Regions from separate parts of the Mus musculus genome. Here region 1 is linked to region 2. The links are chromatin contacts, found by Hi-C in ENCODE. All regions are on one chromosome and are shown on one strand. The core of a region is the stretch at or near the end of the contact, and the rest is flanking DNA. Distances in the headings are between cores, read along the strand shown. Region 1 overlaps Agap1 (ArfGAP with GTPase domain, ankyrin repeat and PH domain 1). Region 2 holds the start of Agap1 (ArfGAP with GTPase domain, ankyrin repeat and PH domain 1).

Region 1 (2,882 bases), core at 11-2,510, 160 kb after region 2:
TAATAGAAGGTGGCTTGAGCATCTGACCCTCCTGCCTCTGTTTCTCCATTGCTGGGGTTGCAGCTGTGCACCACCATGCCCAGTGCGTGTATGCCAAGTAGAATCATAGAGTCGCGCACGTAAGACAAGCACTCTACCCACTGAGCTGTGTCCCCAGTCCAACAGCACAACCGCTCTCAGCAGGAAAAATATAGATGGCTTCATATCTACAGTCCCAGGGTATGTTTCAAGATTTTAAGATACATTTACAGGTGTGTTCTCCACTGAAGTTCATCACCTTTACCTGCCAGGCTTTAATTTTGGAATCTGTTATTCCCCGACCCCACATCTAGTACTTGTGTCTGCTGTGTTCATTTGTCCTTGACTTTGCCATCAGTGCCCAGCCTGCTTCCACTTTTAAGGCACCTCATGGCAACAGCCTGCTTGGATCTGGCTGGAGCAAGACTAGGTTTACTTATCAGTCTGCAGCTGGGGATGGGGGGCTGGGAGGAAGGGAAAGAGACGCTCAAATAGGGGAGGTCGGCTTCTTGACCTATATTCCTGGAACGCGGGCTCCTCCCTCTCCCATCTCTTGTATGTCCTGACTTTAACGCTCATGTAGCTAGCTAGCCAGCTCTCCCCACCCAGTGCCAAGCAGCTTGTTGATGCCCCTGACCATGGTGCCAGACCATGTACAGAGAAAGAGTGAAATGTTTCTCTCTTTTGCCTTTCAGTTCTTTGTTTTTCTCTTTCCAGCAGAATAGTCCGAGATTGTTCTGATTGACCATGCTCCAGCCTTGTGCTTTGTCTTTGAGCCGATAGGTATGTCTAGGTATAAGAAAAGATTCTGGTCAGCTAGTCTCGGGGAACACAGTAGTGAGGTGTGCCTCACTGTTGGCTCCTGAACTGCTGGTGATGGAGGTAGAACCAAGCCTGTGTTGTAGCCACAGAGGGACAAGTGTTCTTTGAGAGTTTAAACAATGGGCCTGTGCAGTGCATTTCATCTTCCCGTCACTCTCCGAGTGTGGTGCAGACCAGAGTTGGACAGCACTGTGTACATATACCCCAATCCTGCCTCACACAGGCGACTCCTTAACTTCTACGGCTCCACAGAGCCTAGGTGGAAGCCTCTGCTCTTTCCTGGACATACTCCCCTTCCTGGTCCATACAAGGACGTGTGTCCTTGTCAGAGCTACTGTGGGTGTAGGCCACAATATCCAAGGAGCACGGGGCCCAACACTGTGTGTGTGTAATCTCAGCACAGAGCCCCATACTGACAGCAGCCTACGTTGCTTGGCTGTAATGAGTTTGTGTAATTGATTTATCTGTGATTGGTCCAGACCAGAAAAGGAAACCAGACATTGCTAGTAGTGCTCTCCTGCCTCTGCCCGTGGAGATTTCCAGGGTGCACCATGTGAGGACTCTTAGGTGGGACCTAGGCAGAGACACTTGGCGTGTGTGCTGCTGCGCCTGAGGCTGGCCTGTCCCTGTGGCCGTGGGGTCAGCATATCTGGCCAGCAGTTTCTGGCTTTTTGAGTCCCCCACCCCCACTGCTTATTGATAAGCATTTAAATTTTAAAAAATCTAACACCATGAAAAATAGGAGACAAACTGATGAAACACAGCAGTTGTTTTTCAAGGGCCCAATGGGCAAACCAGCTGTGCTGAAAGGACAGTGCGTGCGGTCACTGGGGAGGGCGCGTGACGACAGAACCAGTCCACACTGCTCCTGCCCTTCACACGCTGATAGGAAGATGCCTTAGGTTGCATGAAGTAAAGTTTGAATAGAACAGGACTCCTAAAGAATTGTCCCCACCCAAGAAGTGACAGTGACATAGTACATGCTTTGGAGATGAGGTGGGGACTTTGTAGCTAGGAGTCCCCAGACTTCCTCTTGGCTTTGGAACTGACTTAGATTTTGGTAAACGTGATCTGTAGGAACCCTCTATACTTGGCCCTCATGTCCCATCAGGATTATTGGCTTCTTCAACAATGCCGGCAGCTTGGGGCCCGTACACCAGCGTCTAGAGTGCATAGACCTTATTCCAAAATGTTTCAGATGCAGGCTGGTCCTGGAGGAAGCGAGGTCTGGCAGGCTTGGGCTGAGCCTGAGGCCCGGTAGCTCCAGCCTCAGAAAGAGGGCACAAGGACACCTTGCCTTGCCAGCTCTGAACAGGAGGCTAGTGTGCTGGTGGTGCTCCCCAGCCTGAGGTGTGGGTCCTCTCAGTGGAGAGTCCCTTTCAGGAGGAGCAAAAGCCTTGAGGCAGAACCTAATGTATTCCTTCTAGTAAACAAATTACATGGGATTGCAACACAAATGATGCCCCAGAGACTGAGGACAGACGGAGTGACCTTCAGAGCAGTAAGTGTGTGTTTATCTACAGTATGAGTATTCAGAGTGCAGACTAGCATGTGACTCAGTGGCAGGGCCTTGGCTAGCTGAAGCCTTCCCTGGGTTTAGTCCCTGGCATGGGAGGGAGAACCCAGTAGTAACCTTTAAATAGTGGTTACCTGGACCTGAATTGTTGCTGCCTATGAGCTATGAAGAGGTTTTTACAATGAAATAAAAATAAACATTGACAGAGCCTAAAGTACTCTGGCCCTTTATGGAAATAGCTTCTTAACCTTCTCCAGCATAGTCAGGCACAGCTCAGTGACAGGGGCCATCTGAGAAATGGCCTCTAGGCCATATCATAGACACGAGGACATCACTAGATGTCTCAGCAAAGCCTAGGAGAGCAGTGGTGTCGCCTGTACATATAAACTGGGCTTTCAGGCTCCAGCGTCTGCTGCCCTTGGCAAGCTCTGCTACATTCAAGTGTAAAGCATTGGTGCGTAGTGTCTTGGGTTTTGTTTTCTCGTCCTCTGGGGTTGGTTCACTGCTGCCTCCCCTCCTCCCCTCA
Region 2 (2,700 bases), core at 13-2,512:
TAAGAGAGGCAAATAAAACAGGTCTAAGGTTGACTCCCAGCATCATCCATATTTAAACCTTAGAGAAGTACAAAGGAACCCCCAAAGAGATTGAGAAGCCAGATGTGAAGCAGGGGAGTCCTGGAACTATTTCACAAAGAGTTGGGGTTTCAAGGTGGAGTAGGGACGAACAGTAGAATGAACCCACATGCCAGCATCTCTATTAGTGTTTCTGCTAAGGACGAAGATAGAGGCAAGGCACAGAACAAGCCAGGGCCTCTGCTGTGTTAGGGACAAGGAAGGCTGAACAGTACACTGGCTTGAGGAACACTGGAACTCGGAAGAGTTCCAAGAACCAAGAGCTAGGCTGCCTGGGGCCCTGGGCTGCCCATTAGCTTGCATTTGAACCAGGTAAAGCCCAGGGCATTTGAATCAGGAATGTGGGCTGTTTATAAAACACCCCTGCATGGTGAGACAGTGCATAGACCCAGGACCTTTACGGCCTCGGACTCGTCCTGGATCCTTGGAAATCTACAACAATCTAATTCATTTGGAGTCGTTGGCATGAGCTCTCAGCTGCAGTGCGGTCTAGCTTCATGGGCTCCTGGACTGGGCTAAAGTGGGGTTAGTGTCGGGCGCTCGGAGGGCTGCGGCGTGGAGGTTACAACTCAGTTGTGCAACATTTTCGTGGAAAAGCCTAGAAGCCCCCGTGGAATTCCGTCTCACCTACCACCCCAGCCTCAGGTTTAGTTTATTGATGAAGCGTTGGACTCCCGTGTATCCCATGGGAAGGGAAGTAACTATCCTGCTGGGTTTAGAAAGGAGGCAGAAAGTTGCCAGACGGGGGGAGGGGACCCCGCGCGTCGCAGAGGTTCCTTAAGCGCTCAACTGGCAAACAAACAAAAGCGCGGGCGGGCGGGCGGGCTCGTGCGCCACCTTCCCCGTACAGAGGCGCGGGGGCTGGCACGGGGCAGTAGGGATAACCGAGAGGGACCAGGGCTCTCAGCTCGCAGATCCGCGGGCTGTAGCGGCATCCGGACGTCCCGCGGGGCCCGCCCAGTGCGCTGCGACGCGATCGCACAGCGCACCCCACGCGCGCGGGCCGGCCGGCGTGATGGACTACAAGTCCCAGCAAGCCCAGAGGCAGCGCGGGGCGGGGTCTGGCGCAATTCCCCGGGATCCGGCGCGCTGGGAAGCGCCGCCGAGGACGCAGCGGCGGCCGGAGGGCGGCGAGCGCAGGCGGGGGCGGGGCCGACGTGGGCCAGAGCCCTGCGTGCCAGGGAGGGGGCTGGCCGGGCAGCGGCGGGCGGCGCTCGGAGCGGTCTCCGCGGCTGGCAAGGCGCCTACAGCTCGGTCCCGGCTTGGCGGACGGCGCAGGGCAGCTGAGGGCCCCGGCCCGCGCGGTAGCGCGGCACTCACAAGCGCGCGGACCCAGCCGCAGCCGTGCGCCCGGAGCAGAGCGGCCACTGCCCGGGGGCCTCGGCCCCGGCGCTCGCAGCGCCGTGCTGCCTGCGCTTTAATGGCTGCTCGGCCGGCCGGCGTGTAGGGGTGCGGGCGGCTGCGGCGCGGGAAGGCGCCCGAGCGAGCCTCCTCCGCGGCCGGCCGCGCTCCATGGCGCCGCGGTCTTCCCGGACGGCCCGCTGACCCGGGACGCTGGTCCCTGCTATGAACTGAGCCCCTCTACTGCTTCATCCTCAGCGTTCTTTTCTTTTTCTTTTTCTTTTTCTTTTCTTTTCTTTCTTTCTTTCTTTCTTTCTTTCTTTCTTTTTTTTTTTTTTTGCGCCTCCTCGGCTCCGTGCTCCCCGGGGGCTGCGGCGCCCCGGGTCTCGGTGGCCCGCGGGGCTCCGGGGCGCGGGGCGGCGACGACGGGGGGCGCGCGGCTTTGGGCGCCGCGCCTGCACCATGAACTACCAGCAGCAGCTGGCCAACTCGGCTGCCATCCGGGCCGAGATCCAGCGCTTCGAGTCGGTCCACCCCAACATCTACTCCATCTACGAGCTGCTGGAGCGCGTGGAGGAGCCGGTGCTGCAGAACCAGATTCGGGAGCACGTCATCGCCATCGAAGGTGAGGGCCAGGCCGCCCGGGGCTTCTGGAAAGCGCGGGGGAGCGGGCGCCCCTGGCGCGGCGGGGTGTGTGCGCGCGTGTGTGCTTGCGTGTGTACACACGCGGCTGCCCGGCGGAGAGAGCACTGCGGTGCCTCTTGTCCCGCAAGGCCGGCCAGTCAGCCAGGGAAGATGGGTTGTCAGCGTTCATTTGATAATGGACAATGGAGTCTCTCCTGTGAGAAAGTGGCACGGTGCTGCTACGTCCGGGGCGGCCCGCAAGCCCCGTCCGGGCCCAGCAGACGCCTGGGGGCAGCTGCTTGGGATGGCGCCACTGGATCCCTGACAGGTTATCAGGCCCGGCCTGAGTGTCTTTCGTGGACGTTGAAGATGTGTTTTGAGAAGCGCTGCTGCTGGGGATGCTGTTCCGGCCAGCTTATTCAGTTGCTTCATGGCTGGCTACCCCCCCCCCCCTCCAGTTCGCGGATACAGGGGAGGTGGCACATGTAGGAAGCCAATGGGACCCAGGCAGTATCATGCCCCAGTGCTGATCGGACTGGCGTTGTACAAACGCTGGCCGTTTTGTACTAAAATCCTGAGGCAAATTATAACCCTTCTTGGGAGGCAGGACACCTTGATACTGTCTTGCTGAAAGGGGCACTTTAATCCGTCGGCTAC

Evidence for each region. Hi-C counts contacts between places; a loop is a spot of excess contacts on that map.
Region 1: a map of heart shows a loop between it and region 2 (2.7-fold over the local background). The contact joins the enhancer-like site here to the promoter of Agap1 in region 2. A Hi-C loop is called at or near these places in 1 of 37 maps with a recorded cell type or tissue (heart).

The regions. Positions count from the first base shown.
Region 1 is chr1:89,617,870-89,620,751 of GRCm38, forward strand. All of the region lies in intron 3 of Agap1 (ArfGAP with GTPase domain, ankyrin repeat and PH domain 1), which reads left to right. Among named protein-coding and RNA genes, the nearest start is that of Gm41914, 38 kb to the left of the region's middle. Within about 2 kb of position 1,261, at least 1 of the 3 ENCODE cell types and tissues checked has a DNase peak (open chromatin) inside an H3K27ac peak, as active enhancers do; it is heart, where a contact is called at or near this core.
Region 2 is chr1:89,453,549-89,456,248 of GRCm38, forward strand. Agap1 (ArfGAP with GTPase domain, ankyrin repeat and PH domain 1) reads left to right here and starts at 1,263. Exons shown (of 18, transcript NM_178119.3): 1 at 1,263-2,044. The coding sequence starts at 1,882.